Linked DNA regions of Homo sapiens: region 2 is linked to region 1. The links are chromatin loops, found by intact Hi-C in ENCODE. Cell type or tissue: CD4-positive, alpha-beta T cell. All regions are shown on one strand. Each heading gives the region's core, and the rest is flanking DNA. Links, peaks and the distances in the headings are about the cores only. Region 1 has its middle 31 kb from the start of USP1. Region 2 overlaps PATJ (PATJ crumbs cell polarity complex component).

Region 1 (9,721 bases), core at 499-8,498:
CGGAGGATTTTTTTCTAGCTATACCAAGAGAAGGTGATGTGACTGGAGAATAAGAGTCAGACAGGTGTAAAGTTGCTGTCTTTGAAAATGGAGAAAGGGGGCTGTGAGCCAGGAAATGTGGTCAGCCTCTACCGACAAGATGGGTTCTCCCTTAGACCCTCCATAGAGGAATGCAGCCCTGCTGGTTGCTATGTTGCCTGGCCTGGTTTCAAACTCCCTGGCTCCAGTGATCCTCCCACCTCAGCCTCCTGAGTAGCTAGGATGACAGGTGTGCACCACTGTGCCCCTTGCTTACACTTTCATCTTAGCCTATTGAGGTTCACATTGGACTTCTGACCCGTGGAACTGTAAGGTAATAAATGTGTGTTGTTTTAAGTCACTATATTTTTGGCATTTTTTTATAGCAGCCATAGAAAAAAAAATCCCATATTTTTCCCAAGGAGGATTTCTTCAATTTCTCACTTATGCCTTGAGGCACTCCAGACCTGGTCCATTTTAAATAGTGATTTATGATGTGTGTGTATCACGGCGAGGTATATTGCAGTTTTTAAGACACTCATGTAGATTCAGGCCCAAAACCTGTGTGAGAGTTGGTCAATCACTAAAATTCTCAGGGAACTTTTAAAACTTTCTCTTCAAGCCAAGGGCAAAACAAACCATTTTCCCTGTTCTCTACATTTGTGGGGAAGATTATTTTCCCCAGGTTCCCAGGAACAGTATTTTCCTGTTCCTGAGTCCTAGCTTTACCTGTGGTGGTCTCTGCTGGCTCTCTGCCCTGGGTGGGCCCAAGGCTTTATTCCCAGGTTCCTCTGTGCAGTGATGCACCTGCCATTGGTCCATGTATGCTTCTAGGTTATCTGATGGTGTCACCATCAACTTCTTGGGTTAATTTCCTCATTCATACTCCCCTCCCTGCTTTTATGTTCCCATTTCATCCCGGACTTCTTCAGGTTTCCCTTTCCTTCTAATCATCTAAGAGTCAGACAGAGCCTGTGTGTGTGTGTGTGTGTGTGTGTGTGTGTGTGTGTGTGTGTGTTAGTATTTTGTTGAGTATTTTTAGATGATATACAGCAGAAGAATTTAAGGATCTCTAGTCTTTCATAGCAACAAAATGGACATCACAAAAAACTTTTGAATCTGTCCCTTTCTCTCTGTGGCCTTAGTTTGTCTCCACTCTCTACTTTCACACCTTCCTGTCAAGTTCCTCCTATTTAGTCTCTTTCTCACTCTGATCCATCCTTTCCATTGCCAGGAGGGCTGTCTTTCTAAGACATCCATCTATGTATAGTTAATGTCCTATCTCCCGTGTTCGGCATGCAAACCCCTCCATGGTGTAAGTTTGCCCCTATTTCTCCAATCTAGTCACTTCCCTCTTCCCACCCTATACTCCAAATATACTGAGTTATTTGCGTTTTCCCCAGTGAGCTATGTTGTTCAACAAATCTGTTTTTTTTTTCCATATTGATTCCTTTACTCAGAGTACTCTTTTTTTCTCACCCCCATCTCCTTTTGTTAACCTTGAAAACTCCTTAACTTAAATTCCTAGTTTTGTTGTTGTTGTTGTTGTTGTTGAATTTGAGACAGGGTTTGGCTTTGTTGCCCAGGCTGGAGTGTAGTGGTGCAATCACGGCTCACAGAAGCCTCAACTTCCGGGGCTCAAGGGATCCTCCCACCTCCGCCTCCTGAGTAACTGAGACCACAGGCGTGCACTACCACACCTGGCTATTTTTTTGTACTTTTAGTAGAGACAGGGTTTCACCATGATGGCCAGGTTGGTCTTGAACTCCTAAGCTCATGCAATCCACCTGCCTTGGCCTCCCAAAGTGCTGGGATTACAGGCGTGAGACACTGCGCCTAGCTGATCATCTTCTTGATGAGCCTTCTTTGTCCGTCCTTTCCCTCCTCTGCGCACAATTCAGCCAGCTTTGACTGGCCACTGTGTTCCAGCCCCAGTGCTGGTCCAGGAGTTACAAAATTAATAGGATCAAATTTCACCCTTTAGGAACTCATATTTCTGTAGGACTCACCAAGTAATGAGGTTAATCAAGTCATCTTTATGTTACCATTTCACATAGGACTTACTCCTGTTATAGTACTTTATACCAAGTGTTGACTCCTTTGTGTACGTATCTGAGTCTCTTGATGTTTATATTTCCATTCCTAATTAACATATTTTATTCTGATTTTATACAAAGGGATGGGGAGGAATAAATAATTTGTTTATATATCTACCTCCTCTGTTAGGCTGTGGCTTCTTTTAGAAAGTGAATCCTGCATTATTTGTCTTTGTGAATATAGTAGGTACTTAATAAATAAATGGACAAATGAATAAATTCTTACCTGTTCTGACATTCTGTAGTTCAAAAGTTGCCTCTGTAGAAAAGCCCACAGCAAACTTTTCTGATTTTTCTTCACAGAGACTTCCATTATACCACTTAGCCTTTTGTTATATTTTTATATTGTTTGCTCTACATTGAGATAATTTTTTAAAACCCTAGATTTCTAGTATCTAGGGCCTGGCTGGAGTGCAATGGCGTGATCTTAGCTCACTGCATCCTCTGCCTCCAGGGTTCAAGTGATTCTCCTGCCTCAGCCTCCGGAGCAGCTGGGATTACAGGCATGTGCAACTATGCACAGCTAATTTTTATATTTTTAGTAGAGATGGGGTTTGCCATGTTGGCCAGGCTGGTCTTGAACTCCTGACCTCAGGTGATCTGCCCACCTCGGCTTCCCAAAGTGCTGGGATTACAAGTGTAAGCCACTGTACCCAGCCAGGTTGAAGTTTTCAAATGCAAGCCCACCAAGTAGGTCTTAGAAATGTCCACTATTTAAAACATTCAACATTACATATAAAACAACTTAAATTGTAAAACTTAAAACTTCTTAAGTAGTTAAAAGACAGAATTTTGTAGTTAAAAGAGAGAACATGCACAAATAATTGACCAGTTTACTAATTAACTAAAGGTTAAAGAGAAAAAAATTAAAGGGAACTTGGCCGGCACGGTGGCTCACTCCTATAATTCCAGCACTTTGTGAGGCCAAGGCGGGCAGATCACCTGAGGTCAGGAGTTCGAGATCATCCTGGCCAACGTGGCGAAACCCTGTTTCTATTAAAAATACAAAAAATTACTCAGGCCTGGTGGCAGGCGCCTGTAATCCCAGCTACTGGGGAGGCTGAGGCACGAGAATCGCTTGAACCTGGGAGGCAGAGGTTGCAGTGAGCCGAGATCGCACCACTGCACTCTAGCTTGGGGGATGGAGCGAGACTGTCTCAAAAAAAAAATTAAAGGGAACCTTTAAAGTTTTAACCTTTTAACTAGTTAACTGAAAGTAAGTATCACCTACGATTTATCCAACTGAAGTATCTCTGGAACATGTGCTTTAATACTTTGAACCAATTCAAGATATGAGGACTATCTGAGATGTGCTTTTAAGTTTCTTAACAGTAGGTGGCGCTCACATCATAGTGTTGGTTGGTCTTTAAATTTGCTGGTTTTCCAAAAGATAGTGGCCTGGGGAGGCCAAAAGATGGTTCTCCACATTCATTATGTATGTGGAGGTCAGAATGTGTAATTGTTATAAGGACAAAAAACAGAATTGTATTAAACAATAAGTATTGCTAGTAATTTATCCAGACTCTGTTAGCTAGTACTCTAGGCAGTTGGGCACGTTTCTTTGCTTGTGTGGTTTAATCAATATACTGGTTAAAGAAAAGCAGGAGGGAAGAGTGACAATTTAGCAGGATGTTGAAAAGTGAGCAGTATGGGCTTTGGAATTAGATAGACCTACAGTTATATAAAACAAGGGATACCAAGCCCCTCGTTAATATTTACTCTTCAGCGTGGTTTTCACCTCCATTACTCTATTAAAAACAGTTTCCCCACCACCACACCTGGCTAATTTTTGTATTTTTAGTAGAGACAGGGTTTCACCATGTTGGCCAGGCTGATCTCGAACTCCTGACCTCAGGCGATCCACCCGCCTCGGCCTCTCAAAGTGCTGGGATTACAGGTTTGAGCCACTGCGCCTGGCCTTAGCTAGTCTTCTTGCATCTGATAGCAATACCCCACAGATCAGGAGGAGATTCCAGACGTAGATCAGATTTCAGAATCAGTAGGGATTCTCAGTAGAGGAACAACGTAGCAGAAAATCTCAATCACAGCCAATGCTCAGTTAATTCCAGCTTCTACCCATCCTGCTCCATGTTGGTCCCCAAGGTAGCATCCGGGCTCTGATAGACTCATGTGGCATGAAGGGAAGGAGGAGGTTTCTGGTTTGTTGTCATCCTTGGCCAGCATCAGCTGCTGTCAGTCTTGTGTTGCATCCTTGTTTATTGGCCTCTATCTCCACTGCATTTGGTGAGGTAATGACAACTAATTAAGTCTCTCTTCTATGTTCTTGACTTAATTTACTCATTTAGTTCACACAACTATCCTATCAGGTAAGAACTATTGTTACATTCATTTTACAGGTGAGAAAACCTAGGTGCAGAGAGGTTAGGTAAATTGCCCCAGGCCATACAGCTAGACAGCGGCAAATACACTGGCTCCAGACCTGTCTCTTAACCATAGGCTGCATTACCTCTTTCTATCTGGTGTTCCCAAGGGCCCTACTTGGCCAGGAAGGTTGTTTTTTTGTTTTTGTTTTTTTCCTAATATGGTACTAAATTTGATTTGTGACTTAAAAAAAATTTCGACTTTTATTTTAGATATAGCAGGTACAGATGCAGGCTTGTGACTTGGGGATATTGCACCCAGGTAGTCAGCACAGTACCCAATAGGTGGTTTTTCAACCCATGCCCCTCTCCCTCCTTCCCTACTTGAGCAGTCCGCAGTGTCTGTTCCCATGTTTATGTCCATGTGTGCTCAATGTTTAGCCCCCACTTATGAGGACATGTGGCATTTGGTTTTCTGATTTGTTAACTTTTTTAAAAAAGGTTTGCATCTACATTCATAAGAGAGCATGGCTTACAATTGTATTTTCTTGTACTCTTCTTATTTTGGGGAGTATCAACATTATACTAGTCTCATAAAGTGAGTTGGACAGCTTTCCCTCTTTTTCTATTCTATGAAAAACATCTATAAGGGCTTATTTCTTCTATGAAGGTGTAACAGAGCTTGCATATAAAACTGGGCAGCCGGGAGTGGTGGCTCACGCCTGTAATCCCAGCACTTTGGGAGGCCGAGGCCTGTGCATCATGAGGTCAGGAGTTCAAGACCAGCCTGGCCAACATGGTGAAACCCTGTCAGTACTAAAAATACAAAAATTAGCCGGGCGTGGTGGCGGGTGCCTGTAATCCCAGCTACTCAGGAGGCTGAGGCAGGAAAATTGCTTGAACCCAGGAAGCGGAGGTTGCAGTGAGCCGAGACTACACCAATGCACTCCAGCCTGGGTGACAGAGCAAGACTCCATCTCAAAAACAACAACAACAAAAAAAAAAACAAAAAAAAAACTGTCTGGGCTGGTGGCTTTTTGAGCATGGTAAGACTTTTACTTAACTAGCTTCCATCAAGCAGCCATTCTGCACTAGACAGAATGAGGCTGCCGCCTCCTGCAGGGAGCACTGACTGGGATCTTGTTCCTACTGTCAAAGGTGCAGAGTGTCAAGTGGTGGAGGCGATGGCAGTGATGTTTCTGCTAGGACAATCTCATGATGTGAGTAGGCATTTTTCCTAGATGTGTGGGTCCTGATATACAAACCTGGCTGTCAGCCCTACCTGGAGAACTGGGGAGTTACCTAATATCTTATTAGCTCTTCTCTGCTTAAATTAGCTTGAGTAGATTCATTTTTCAGCAACTAAGAATAAACTTTAGGACATAATACATGGTAATTTTTGTATATGTACACTCTTTCTTATTTAATACTATTTTTGTCCACTTAAACTATCATTTCTTATAGTCTACTAACATATAACAAGCTATATTAATAAGTCCATTTAAATTTATGATTTTTTGATCAATCCTTTTATCATCAGATACTGTCCTACTTTCTATTTATTACTTTTAGCCCTAAATTCTATTTTATTTGGTACAATTTTGTTACAGTGGCTTCTTTTCTATTACTATTCCTATTAGTTAGAATTGGGTTCATCTGCAAAGAACTGAGACTCAGAATAACAGGAACCCAAGGGAGAGAGGAGCTTTTTCTCTCAGGTGGAAGTCCTGTGAGAGGCAGCCCAGGGTGAATAGAATGGCTCTGTTTCAGAGCCCTTGGGGACCTAGGTATTTCAGCCTCACTACTCAGTCATCCGTAGTGCATGCTCCTCATCCTCATGATCCTCCGCTGAACTAGAAGCCTTCTCAGCATAATTCAAGAAGGAGCCTGCACACAGGCAGTAAGGTCAGCCCTCTGCAGGATACTTTTCTGTGGATTCAAGATAGTGTCTGTGCTCTTTATTTTTTTAATTTTAATTTTAATTTTAATTTTGTAGAGATGGGGGTCTCACAATGTTGCCCAAGCTGGTCTTGAATTCCTGGGCTCATGTAATCCTCCTGCCTTGGCCTCCCAAAGTGCTGGGATGGCACAGGCGTGAGCCACCGTGCTGGGCCTCTGTGCTCTTTATGATCTCAATGTCAAACATCCCACTTGCCACTTGCCACTCACAGTCTCTTTTCAGCTTTCTCTCTCTAGTATCCCAGCTCAATCATCTTTCAACTCCACTGGGGCCTTCCATCCATTTCTGACATCAGTTCTTCCTTCTCTACTCTTCCCAAGCATACAGTTGTGCCATTTTTCCTTCCATCTTATATCTTATTTGGTCCCAGCACCCCCACACCACCTCCCTCTGCCTGCCAATTATGGTCTCATTTCTTTTCTTTTCTTTTCTTTTCTTTTCTTTTCTTTTTGAAACAGTCTCACTCTGTTGTGCAGTGGCGTAATCTCAGCTCACTGCAACCTCTGCCTCCCGGGTTCAAGTGATTCTCCTGCCTCAGCCTTCCCAGTAGCTGGGATTACAGGTGTGTGCCACCATGCCCAGCTAATTTTTGTATTTTTAGTAGAGACGGGGTTTCACCATGTTGGCCAGGCTGGTCTGGAACTCCTGACCTTGTGATCCACCGGCCTTGGCCTCCCAAAGTGCTGGGATTACAGGCGTGAGCCACCGCACCCAGTCTGGTCTCATTTCTTTAATCATTCTTGAAAAAGCTGTGAGTTCTCACTGTCTCCAATTCTCTGTCCTCCAATCCTTCCCTAAGCTTACTCTAATCAGGCTTTTGCCCAGGTCACCACAGAAACCTCCTCAATTTTGCCAAATCCAGGAGCGGATTCACAGTCCTCATCTGCTGGGAGATCAGGTTCCCTTAGGGCCAGAAGAGGGGGAGCTGTGTCCTGATGAGACCAGCCGTCCGCTGATGAGAAGGGATGGCTAGACCTTTCCATGCCTGCCAGCATTCATCTCATCAGGGTGGTTTGCTTTCACTGACATCCAGTATTACCAATTCATTATTTTAGAAGTTACATGGTGGGCCTGTGTTTTTGACTGCCCACAGGACTCCATGTAGAGAAATTGTCATTGGTGAACTCGTATGTCATTCTTCCTTCAGGAAACATGCTCACCAAAGTGATGACTTTAGCTGCAAGCACACCAGGGAAGTCCAGCCTCCTCTGAGGCTCCCACTCCAGCCCATGTGATGGAATCAAGGCTAAGCTGGGAGGCAGAGAGAGGGGCAGATGGAACAGAAAGACTAACCTCACTAACTGGTCTCACAGACAGTACCCAAATTTAAGAGAGCTTGACATTTTCGGATCCATGTATTTGGAATTTGAAACAGTCTTGGAATGAGAATTATGAGCTTCTTTTTGCAAATTTTATTGTTTTTTTTTTTTGAGACGGAGTTTTGCTCAGCCATCCAGGCTGGAGTCCAGTGGCACGATCTCAGCCCACTGCAACCACTATCTCCTGGGTTCAAGCGATTCTCTGGTCTCAGCCTCCCAAGTAGCTGGGATTACAGGCACCCGCCATCATGCCCAGCTAATTTTTGTATTTTAGTAGAGACAGGGTTTCACTATGTTGCCCAGGCTGGTCTTGAACTCCTGACCTCAGGTGATCCGCCCGCCTTGGCCTCCCAAAGTGCTAGGATTACAGGTGTGAGCCACCGCGCATGGCCAGGTTTTATTCTTAACAAGCATTCATCAAGTAAAACAAGTCAGGCACGGTGGTGGTTCATTCCTGTAATCTCAGCTCTTTGGGAGGCAGAGGAAGGAGGATCGCTTGAGGCTGGGAATTCGAGACCAGCTTGGGCAACATAGTAGGACCCCATTTCTATAAGCAATTTAAAAATTAGCAGGATGTGCAGTCCATGCAACTCAGAGTTGAGGCAGGAGGATTGCTTGAGGCCAGAAGTTAGAGCCTGAAGTGAGCTATGATTGCGCCACTGCACTCCATTCTGAGCAACAGAGTGAGACCCCATCTCTAAAAAAAAATTCAAGTAGAACAATAGTTGTCCAGCCCCACCTGGCTCCCAGTCTCTCACGCCCTCCTCTCCCCACAGCTGGGACCACTTAAGACCCACTTTTTTTTTTTGAGACAGAGTCTTGCTCTGTCGCCCAGGCTGGAGTACAGTGGTGCGACCTCAGCTCACTGCAAGCTCCGCCTCCCAGGTTCACGCCATTCTCCTGCCTCAGCCTCCCGAGTAGCTGGGACTACAGGCGCTCGCCACTGCACCTGGCTAATTTTTTTTGTATTTTTAGTATAGACAGGTTTTCACCTTGTTAGCCAGGATGGTCTGGATCTCCTGACCTCGTGATCCACCCGCCTCAGCCTCCCAAAGTGCTGGGATTACAGGCTTGAGCCACCGCGCCTGGCCTTTTTTTATTTTTATTTTTTTAAATCTCAGACACAACACAAACTCAGTCACTCCTGGCCTCAGGTCAGAGGGCTCTAAGGAGCTTTCACCCAAAACTGGTTGCCTGAGGATATAGCCTTTAGAGTCCTAGGCCTGATTTGCGTGACCCTTTGTTGGTTGAGTGCTACACTGTGGTGGGCTCACTGTTATGGGCTGAGATACAGAGAGAAACGAGACATATTTTCTTATCCTCCCCTCCTCCAAATACAGCTCAATGAAATATACGAACTAACACATACAATAACTGCACAGAATCTGTTATTTGCCAAAGAGAAGGGCCTATGTGTGGACCTTGAAACCTCCCCTTTCCCCCCAAAAATGCACACCTCTGACTCCGGCCTATTCCACCTCTCTTCTTAAAATTTTTTTAAATTTTTGTGGGTACATAGTAGGAGTATGTATTTATGGGGTACATGAGATGTTTTGATATAGGCAGGCAATGTATAATAATCACATCATAAACTTCCCACCCACCTTGTGTCTGCTGTCAGAGTGGTACCCAGGGCTGGGCTTTTTGCTAAGGAATGGCATCAAAATGGGCCCTCTGGGGCTTCAGCCAAACTCAGCTGGAGCTTCCAGTTTCTGTTCTATTCATTTTCCGTCAGGAAAAATACCAAAACATTCTAACAAGTGTTTCCATAGATGACAGCTACATCCCTTTAAAGAAAGCAAACTCCATGTTGCAAAGGGTAAGTAATATGGTTGAGCAAGGGTTGGTTGACTATGACCTGCAGGCCAAATTCACCTGCTGCCTCTTTTTCCAAAAATAAAGTTTTATTGGAACACAGCCATGCCCATTCATCCGCAATTTGTCTATTGCCCCCTTTGCACAGCGATGGCTGTTGAACAGTTGTGATGGAGACAAGCGGCACACAAA
Region 2 (9,721 bases), core at 674-8,673, 320 kb after region 1:
GGTCTGGTCCTATGTTGGTGGTATGTGAGACTTTCTACATAAAGTGGGAGCTAGCTGGGTGGCTGGCGCTAGTCAAAGTGTTTCTGTGAACTGCTGAGAGACCAGATGACATAAAATTACAAAGAATTGGCTGGGCGTGGTGGCTTATGCCTGTAATCCCAGCACTTTGGGAGGCTGAGGCAGGCGGATCACCTGAGGTCGGGAGTTCAAGACCAGCCTGACCAACATGGAGAAACCCCGTCTCTACTAAAAATACAAAATTAGCCAGTCATGGTGGTGCATGCCTGTAATCCCAGCTACTCAGGAGGCTGAGGCAGGAGAATCGCTTGAACCCGGGAGGCGGAGGTTGCGGTGAGCCGAGATTGCACCATTTCACTTCAGCCTGGGCAAGGAGAGCGAAACTCCGTCTCAAAAAAAAAAAAAAATTACAAAGAATTATTAAAAATACGATTAGAAGATACAGCGCAGACCAAATTCCTGTATGTATGAAGCCACACAGCAGTTCCTGCTTGCAAAGGCAAGAGGAGAATTCAGGACATAAATTTTCATGAACTCCAGAGAAAAATGTTAACAGTACTTTTATCAAGCAGAAGGAGATAAAATCCTTTCAGGTTCAGGTGAGGTGGTTCACTAGCAGGGTGGGGCTCAAAGCCAGGATTTTCTAGACGGGGCCCAATGGTAGGAAAGGGAAGGACCATGACCAGCAAACATGTAAAAGGCATTAATGATAGGGACAGGAGGCAGAGAAATTCTAGGCAGACATGGGCAGATCCCCAGCAAAACCCCACCTTTGAGCCGAGAAGCCTGAAACCCTTGGTCCAAAGTGATAACTTCTATCCCTGTTTGCCTGCTGTCTCCTGATTGGTTCTTTCTGAATAATGTCTTTTTACCAATCGAATGTTGCTTTTCCCAAAACTACCTACGGCCCGCCCCGCCCCCCATCCTATGCCTACAAAGATCTCAGACTCAGTTGGTAGAGGAGAGAAGCAGCTTGACTGAGGAGAAGCAACTTGACTTTAGAGGGATGGCTGGACTTTGGAGGAGAGACAGCTTAACTTTAGAGAAGAGCCAGCTGGACTTCAGGGAAGACTCTCTGCCTGTGCTGTCCCCTCTCCAGCTCCCCTCTCCACTGACAGCCACTTCCGTTGCTAAATAAAATTCTTCTTCTCCACCATCCTTCAAGTGTCTGTGCAACCTAATTCTTCTCGGACGCCGGACAGGAGCTTGGGACTCACCGAGTGCGGGTACCCAAAAAAGGCTGTCACACTGGCCCTTTGCCCTCCCTGGTGGGGAGCAGCTGCCCCATGCAACAAGGCAAGGGGCCCACTGAGCTGATAACGTACCGCTGTCCACGGACGACGGAGGTTAGCATTGTAACACACTCTCTGGGGCTTCAGGGGTCGCAGGCACCCCTACCTGGTCTGGCCGAGGGGACCCCACAGAGCCTGCTCCTGCCGGCACCCAAAGCAGCCAGCTGGGTCCTGCACTCGCTCTCTCATGAACTCCATCCTACAACAGGCTGAGCGAGGCGCTCCAAGTAAACAGTACCCCTGTTGCAAGTCTGATGAAGGGGTCAAGAGAAAACTCCTGCATCATCAAGACCCTGGTTTCTATCGCCTATGCTGTTCTTGAGTTTCCTAGTGCTTTAGGGAACTAATATTTATTACACAAAAGTAGATTAGGATCTCCCCACCCCCAACAGTACTACCACAAAAATGTTACATTACTGCCCAATGTGGAAAAAAATAGTTTTATAGACCCTGATATGTTTGTTTTATCTGGCATGTACAATTTATTGCTTACTAAATAAAATGGGCAAAAGAAATACCAAAATATTCATTTAAAACATATTCATTAACAAGAGTGATTGTCTCTAGGGAGTCGCCCTGGTTTTAGGTAGTGAAGGGCAGAGCTAGGGCAAAAAGGTAGGAGGGAGATTTATTTTTCACTTTTTTCCTTTTATGGCAACTTAACTTTGTATAAGATGCAGGTATTACATACACACACACACAATTTTCCTTTTGTATCAATTTAACTTTGTATAATATGCAGGTATTAAACACACACACACACATACACACACACACACATGCATTAATTAATCACATCTTGAGTAAATCAAAACCCAGGAAAAGTTTTCATTTTAATGGCGCTACTGAGCAGTGATAAACAAAAGGTATTGAATAATGAAAAATCAATCATCCTGGCCAGGCACAGTGGCTCATGCCTGTAATTGCAGCATTTTGGGAGGCTAAGGTAGGAGGATCGCTTGAGCCTAGGAGTTCAAAACCAGCTTGGGCAACATAGCAAGACCCCATCTCTATTTATTTAAAAAAATAAAAAACAATAAAAAGTCAATCATCCCAGGAAACACTAATATTCTACACCGACTTCTAAAAAAAATTATGAGTAGATATGAAAATGGTCAGTGTAAAATGAACCCTAAATTGTTAGGCCGGAATAATTCATGCATACCTTTTTTTTTTTTTTTTTTTAAACAGAGACAGGGCCTTGCTCTGTTGCTCAGGCTGGAGTATAGTGGCATGATCATAGCTCACTGCAGCCTCAAACACCTGGGCTCAAGTGATCCTCCTTCCTCAGCCTCTTGAGTAGCTGGGAATACAGGTGTGTGCCACCATGCCTTGCTAATTTAAAAAAAATTTTCTTTGTAGAGATGAGGTCTTGCTATGTTGCCCAGGCTGTCTCAAACTCCTGGCCTCAAGCTATCCACCTGCCTCGGTTACCATGCTGGCCTGATGTATACTTTTTATCTACAATTCCATTAAATAATGATGATGAGAATAACAACAGTTCCTACTTACTGAACACTTACTATGTGTGAGGCATCCTCTTAAATACTTCTAAATGCTGCTGTGATACTGTTGGTCTAATAAGTATTTATAAAAATATTCAACATCCTAGATGGAGAAAATCCTGATGAAAGTTTTTTGTTTGTTTTTTTTTTAAGACAAGGTCTTGCTCTCTGTCACCCAGGCTGGCGTGCAGTGGCATGATCACGGTTCACTACAGCCTCGACCTCCTGGGCTCAAGTGAATCTCCCACCTCAGCCTCCTAAGGAGTGGGGCTAGAGTGCAGTAGCACGATCTCAGCTCATTGCAGCCTCTACCTCCTGGGTTCAAGTGATTCTCCTGCCTCAGACTCCTGAGTGGCTGGGACTATAGGTGTGCACCACCATGCCCAGCTAATTTTTGTATTTTTAGTAGAGATAGGGTTTCACCATGTTGGCCAGGCTGGTCTTGATCTCCTCACCTCAAGTAATCTGCCTGCCTCAGCCTCCCAAAGTGCTGGGATTACAGGCGTGAGCCACTGTGCTCAGCCCACCCAGACAATTTTTGTACTTTTTGTAGAGATGGGGTTTCGCCACGTTGCCCAGGCTGGTCTTGAACTCCTGGGCTTAAGCGATCTGCTTGCCTTGGCCTCCCAAAGTGCTGGGATTATAAGTGTGAGCCACCGCGCCCAGCACTGTTGAAAATTAAACACTGAGAAAAACTTGAAAACTAGCTAGACTATGGATGCACATCTATTTATAATCACATTTTCTCCTCATACTATGAAAAAGGCAAGTCTTGCAGAGTTGTGGCGCAGGGCCAAAATTAACCTCAACAACTAGTTCTATGACAGTGGATACATTTTATTTCTAGAAACTTACCAAGGGTGTGTCTTTTCCTCCCACAATGCTGAGACCAAGCCCTGAACGTCCCTTGGATATTTCTATAATCATTTCCTGTCCAGGGACAATGGGACACGTTGCGGGGTCCACTGACAGAGGAGCCTGGAAACCACCTGGAAAAGAATTGAACACAGCATGACTGGCATGTAAGAGCTGCAGCTCAGCCTGCACGTTCCATCACGTGGGGAGTGTGGGGCTTGCATGTGTTTATCACTGCACTCTTTTCCTGCCAAACACCATGAAGCAAAAAGCTGGGTCATTCCTGCCTCTTCAGCCAGGGATGACACTGCTGAGATTAAAACGATAACTCCCACCCCTCAACCCATCAATTTTACTTGAAAGTTTTAAATCTTATTTTATTTATTTATATTTTTGAGACAGAGTCTTACTCTGTCGCCCAGGCTGGAATGCAATGGTACGATCTCAGCTCACTGCAACCTCCACCTCCTGGGTTCAAGCAATTCTCCTGCCTCAGCTTCCCAAGTAGCTGGGATTACAGGCACCCACCACCATGCCTGGCTAATTTTTTTATTTTTAGTAGAGACGAGGTTTTGCCATGCTGGCCAGGCTGGTCTCGGACTCCTGGCCTCAGGTGATCCGCCCGCCTTGGCCTCCCAAAGTGCTAGGACTATAGGTGTGAGCCACTGCACCTGGCTAAAAGTTTTAAAATCTTAAAATACATCATGAAAATCTGTATGGAAAAATTACAATGATTAAATGATTAGGTATATGAAGGCCTATGTTACAATGAGAATAAAGGCTGGTATAACAGGAGATTCTGAGCTATAGGATACTAATTAAGAAACAATGCCTAAATACTTTCAATTAGAGCATATCAGATGAATTAAATTATTAAGATGTATAAAGAATTTAATCAATAAAGTATGAAATACCTGAAAATAACAATTACCTAAAATTTATCCCCAAATATATTACATATATAGTAAAGCAAAATATATTATAAACACAAGACTCAAAAATTACTTGCGGGGTTCATAGAGGAAAAGTTTATTTAAAAGTTATTGCTTTTTTACAAAGGTTTATTTTTAAAAACAATTGTTTTAGGTTGGGTTTTTCCAAAGAGTGAGGGAAAAAATGTTTATAGGCTAAGAAAAAATGTTTACTAACACCTGTTTATCCAGCATAAAATCTACACACATGCATTTTCCAGATAACCTATTAAAAACTCAAAACATTCAGCCGGGCACGGTGGTTCACGCCTGTAATCCCAGCACTTTGTGAGGCTGATCACCTGAGGTGGGAGGATCACCTGAGGTCAGGAGTTCGAGACCAGCCTGGTCAACATAGTGAAACCTCGTCTCTACTAAAAATATAAAAAATAGCTGGGCGTGGTTCATGCCTGTAATCCCAGCTACTCAGGAGACTAAGGCAGGAGAATCGCTTGAGCCCGAGGCAGAGGTTGCAGTGAGCTGAGATCGCGCCATTGCACTCTAGCCTGGCCAAGAAGAGTGAAACTCCGTCTCAAAATGGCAACAACAACAACGAAACCTCAAAACATTCAAAATGTTGAATAGTTTCAAGAGATGCTCATATAAAATGTTGAATAGCTTCAAGAGATGCTCATACAAATCATAGTCTCCAGAGAATGTCATATTTTCTGATAACTGAGTTTGATCACCATGAGTATTGTTTCTTACATTATGATATAATTCAGGAAAGGGCTGATGAGAGAGGGCTCCATCTGCTGGTCAGCTGCAGCTAATGCACAGAGCTGAGATGAGATCCCAGTGCTCATTAAACCTATGTAAAAGCAGGGGTCAGCGGACTATAGCTCGCGGATCAAGAATGGCTTTTCACTTTCAAAAGCTTGAAAAAAAATCAAAAGAAAAATAATGTCTCAAAGCATGTGAAAATGATATGAGTCTAAATCTCAGTGTCTATAAATAAAGTCGTATTGGAACACAAACCCACTAATTCATTTATGCCTAGCCTATGGCTGCTAGCATACTACAATGGCAGGGGTGAGTAACTGCAATAGCGGTTGTGTGGCCCATAAGCCTAAAATATTTACAATCTACTTCTTTATAGAAAAAGCTTGTCAATCTCTGGTATAAAACAAAAAGAAACAGGCTCTAGGTAAGCCTGTGGGGGTTCTGCTCTAACTAAGTGATAATCATGGTCTTTGAGATGAAAAGGCACAGGTTTTGGAGTGGCACAGAGCCACAGTTGAGTTCCTAAGCAGGAATTTAACAGGAGGGTGAAAGTGGAGCTCACTTCTCATCAGAAAAATGCATGTAACCACTATTAAAGAGGCTGTTAGAGAAACTAAATGAACAGTGTGTGTGAGGTGCCCGGCCCAGAGTCTGGCACATTGTGGGTATTCACATATCTTGTTCCCATCCATATGGAATTTATTAATCTAAAGGCCTCCTGGTTAACAGCAAGAAATTCAGTGATACAACCATAAAAAGTGCCATATTTAGAAGTAGCCTATGGCCAGCCTATGGTGGCTAGCACACTACAATGGCAGGGGTGAGAAACTACAACAGAGGCTGTGTGGACCACAGCCTAAAATATTTACTATCGACTTCTTTATAGAAAAATCTTGCCAATAAGACAAAAAGAAAGGCTCTAGGTAAGATACAGGCAAGGCAGAATATTAAATTGTAAACCAAATTTGTCTTTAAATCTTTTTGCAGCATATGTATTTTATACCACATTTCCCATTAATTTACAATAAAAATGACGTACGATAGTGGCACACTTTCATGGGTGCTTTAAAAAGTTTCTATTGCTTTTAGGTCGGGTGCGGTGGCTCACGCCTGTAACCTCAGCACTTTGGGAGGCTGAGGTGGGCGGATCACCTGAGTTCAGGAGTTTGATACCAGCCTGACCAACATGGTGAAACCCTGTCTCTACTAAAAATACAAAATTAGCCAGGCATGGTGGCACATGCCTGTAATCCCAACTACTAGGAAGGCTAAGGCAGGAGAATCACTTGAACCCAGGAGGCAGAGGTTGCAGTGAGCCGAGATCACACCATTGCACTCCAGCCTGGGCAACAAGAGCAAAACTCCATCTCAAATAAATAAATAGATAAGTAAATAAAAAGTTTATACTGCCTTTGTAAATGACTAGCGTAGTCTCCTGAGTGAGAAGAGAGAAAAAAACCTGGTGAGACATCCTGGAGATGGCATTTCTTTTCCCTCCTCCACGTTTGCCTCACCCTAGCCAGTCCTGAGTCAATCTTTTTATTTACTTCTCTCATGGAATCCAGCCCCAAACCCAGCTCATACCAAGTCCTCAATAAATGCTTGGTAAGTAGATGAGTAAATGAATAAAATTTCTATAGATTCAACTGTAGGATGATGAACTTCATTTATTTATTTATTTGTTTATTTATTATTTAACCATGAGAATGAAAACCAGGAAGGATGCTGAATTTCTGTCATCTAAGTATAAATATGTGATATATATTACCAAAACTCAACTTGTCTACCTCCATAGTCAGCATGCATTGTTGGTAAAGTGCCAAGTATACATATTTTAATAGGGCATTACAGGCCAGACTGTCTCTGTTGTGACTACTTAACTCCATCATTATAGTGTGAAAAAAGCCACTGACAATACAGAAACAAATGAGTGTCTATAAACCTGTATTTGTGGACACTGAAATATGAATTTCATAGAATATTTTAATAAAATTTTCTTAGGTGTTTTTTCAACCTTTAAAAAGTGAACACCTTTTTTAGCTTGTAGACCATACACAACTAGCTGGTAGGCCAGATTTGACCCATGCGCCATAGTTTTCTGACCACATGCATCAAATGTTTTAGTACATCTACAATGCTTTAAAATAGTACCTGCTTGATGAACTTTATGAAGTTAATATTTATGAAAAAATATATAAAAGGCAAATACCACAAAGATTTCAGAACTGCTAAATTAATGCAGGGTTATGCTTTGCCATTGGTGAGTACTGTCTTTTAAAGAGTTTTATTTTTTACTGATGTATACTGCACAAAAGCAAAGTAGGGCTGGGCACAGTGGCTCACGTCTGTAATCCCAGCACTTTTGGAGGCCGAGGCAGGCAGATCACTTGAGGTCAAGAGTTTGAGACCAGCCTGGCCAACATGGTGAAACCCCATCTCTACTAAAAATGTAAAAATTAGCCGGGCATGGTGGTGAGCACCTGTAATCCCAGCTACTCAGGAGGCCGAGGCAGGAGAATCACTTGAACCCAGGAGGCAGAGGTTGCAGTGAGCTGAGATCAGCCCCCTGCCCTCCAGCCTGGGTGACAGAATGAGACTCTGTCTCAAAAAAAAAGAAAAAAAAGCAAGTAGAAATACCTATTATTCTTTATAAAGTTCTATTTTCAACCCCCAGTCAGCATAATTCAAGCCAGGAATTTAAAGACAGAATGTGCATGCCAATTTCTTTAAGCATTGAAAATCAACATTCTTCAAACAGCTTAAAGCAACATTTGCAGGGCTAAAAATTGGGTTTGATAGGATTTTTAAAGAGATATTACTCAAGACCTAAATATAATCTTTTGTAGAGATTAGAGAAGAATAATACAGAAGCCTCAGATTCAAATAACATTTACTGAGGTCCTTTTCTTTTCCTTTTTTTTTTTTTTGAGACAGAGTCTCACTCTGTCACCCAGGCTGGAGTGCAGTGGTGCAATCTCAGCTTACTGCAACTTCTGCCTCCTGGGTTCAGGCGATTCTCCTGCCTCAGCCTCCCGAGTAGCTGGGATTACAGGCATGCGCCACCATGCCTGGCTAATTTTTCGTATTTTTAGTAGAGACAGGGTTTCACCATGTTGGCCAGGCTGGTCTTGAACTCCTGACCTACTGAGGTCCTGTTCTGTTCTAGTGCTCTTATATTCAAAAAGCAACAGGCAATGGCGATGGCAGAGAGGAGGAAAAATGATGTAGGAAATGAAGTGACCTATCCAAGCCCCAAAGCTAAGGAAGCGGAGGAAGTATCCAGAGTCAGACTTCTGCCTCCTGGTCCAGTTCTCGTTTTAGGACATTATGATCCCTTGCCTTCTCTAAGGCTTAATGAGCCAGATCTGCTGAGAGAAAGAATCATACCATAGCCTGTGAAGTCTGCATCTGTTGAATGGTATGATGAAGCTGGTGCTAATGGTATCTCTTGTGAACTGAAGGAGACTTTTGTTGGATATTTTTGCTGTTTCATCTGGCTGACAGCCTACAAAAGAAAGGAAAATTAGATGAATATCAAAAAGGAGAAAGGTAACAAGAAAATACTTTAAAACTGGTGTATTGTTACCAAAACAATGGTGCAGTCCAATGATGTCTTTTGAGAATATAAGGTTGGAGGGTGGCAAGAAGTTAGGATGATTTATGCCTCGTTCCTCATTCTTCCCTATTTAACTTTACAACTAAAATGCTTTGATGAAGGGCAGATCAAGGAAGGGAGGAAAGATAAAAGCTGAAGATACTCTGTCAGTGTGATCTGTACATGAAGCTGGGGGTGGGAGGCAAAACAAAAATTATCTTGCAATTTCTACTCATTCTGATGAAATCAGCAAGAAGCCCCTTTATCTATGGACTTTGAAGTGACTTATCTGTGTTGTGCACATTGAAAAACAATCTACGCTGGGGATGTTTAGAGCATCAACACTGTCCATTTCTTCTGGACACACTAGAGTCAAAGATGCATTTGGTAGGTTAATTAAGCAAAATGAGGGGCAGACAAAGAAAACCAACACCTACTGAAAGCCTACTAAATGCCAGCTACATCAGTGACATTTAATTCACATAAAGGAAGCATAGCTCCTTTATTGAGTCCCTACTATGTTCCAGGCACCTACGATACCCAGTGCCTGGAACATAGTAGGGACTCAATAAAGTGCTTGATGAATGAATGAACAAGAAAGAAAGAACAAAGAAAAGCAAAACTGAAGACATGAGTAACTCAGGGTAGAAAGTGAACTTGCAATTCAGTGAAGGTACAGGGACCTCTACTGTGTGAGTTTGGGAAAAATTAACTTGTAATTCTGGATTTTTGCTGACAGTACCTCCAATGAATATTAATATT

Evidence for each region. A loop is a pair of places that touch in the nucleus more often than their neighbours do. Peaks named below come from ENCODE experiments on the same cell type or tissue, not always from the same donor. Only the 100,000 strongest peaks of a DNase experiment are listed, where the experiment ranks them.
Region 2: it touches region 1 in a loop (19-fold over the local background); 20 of 110 quality-filtered maps call a loop at or near these places.

What each region holds. Positions count from the first base shown.
Region 1 is chr1:62,401,329-62,411,049 of GRCh38, reverse strand. No RefSeq gene overlaps it. Among named protein-coding and RNA genes, the nearest start is that of USP1, 31 kb to the left of the region's middle. RefSeq lists an enhancer at 9,428-9,721. In CD4-positive, alpha-beta T cell, for the core only: a CTCF peak has its summit at 3,500; a DNase peak (open chromatin) is centred at 3,449.
Region 2 is chr1:62,078,598-62,088,318 of GRCh38, reverse strand. PATJ (PATJ crumbs cell polarity complex component) reads right to left here. Exons shown (of 44, transcript NM_001350145.3): 32 at 8,752-8,869; 33 at 3,671-3,804. MIR3116-1 (microRNA 3116-1) reads right to left here and starts at 9,533; the gene lies at 9,460-9,533. It overlaps MIR3116-2 (microRNA 3116-2), which reads left to right and starts at 9,463; the gene lies at 9,463-9,530. In CD4-positive, alpha-beta T cell, for the core only: CTCF peaks have their summits at 5,194 and 5,395 (motif pointing left); a DNase peak (open chromatin) is centred at 5,398.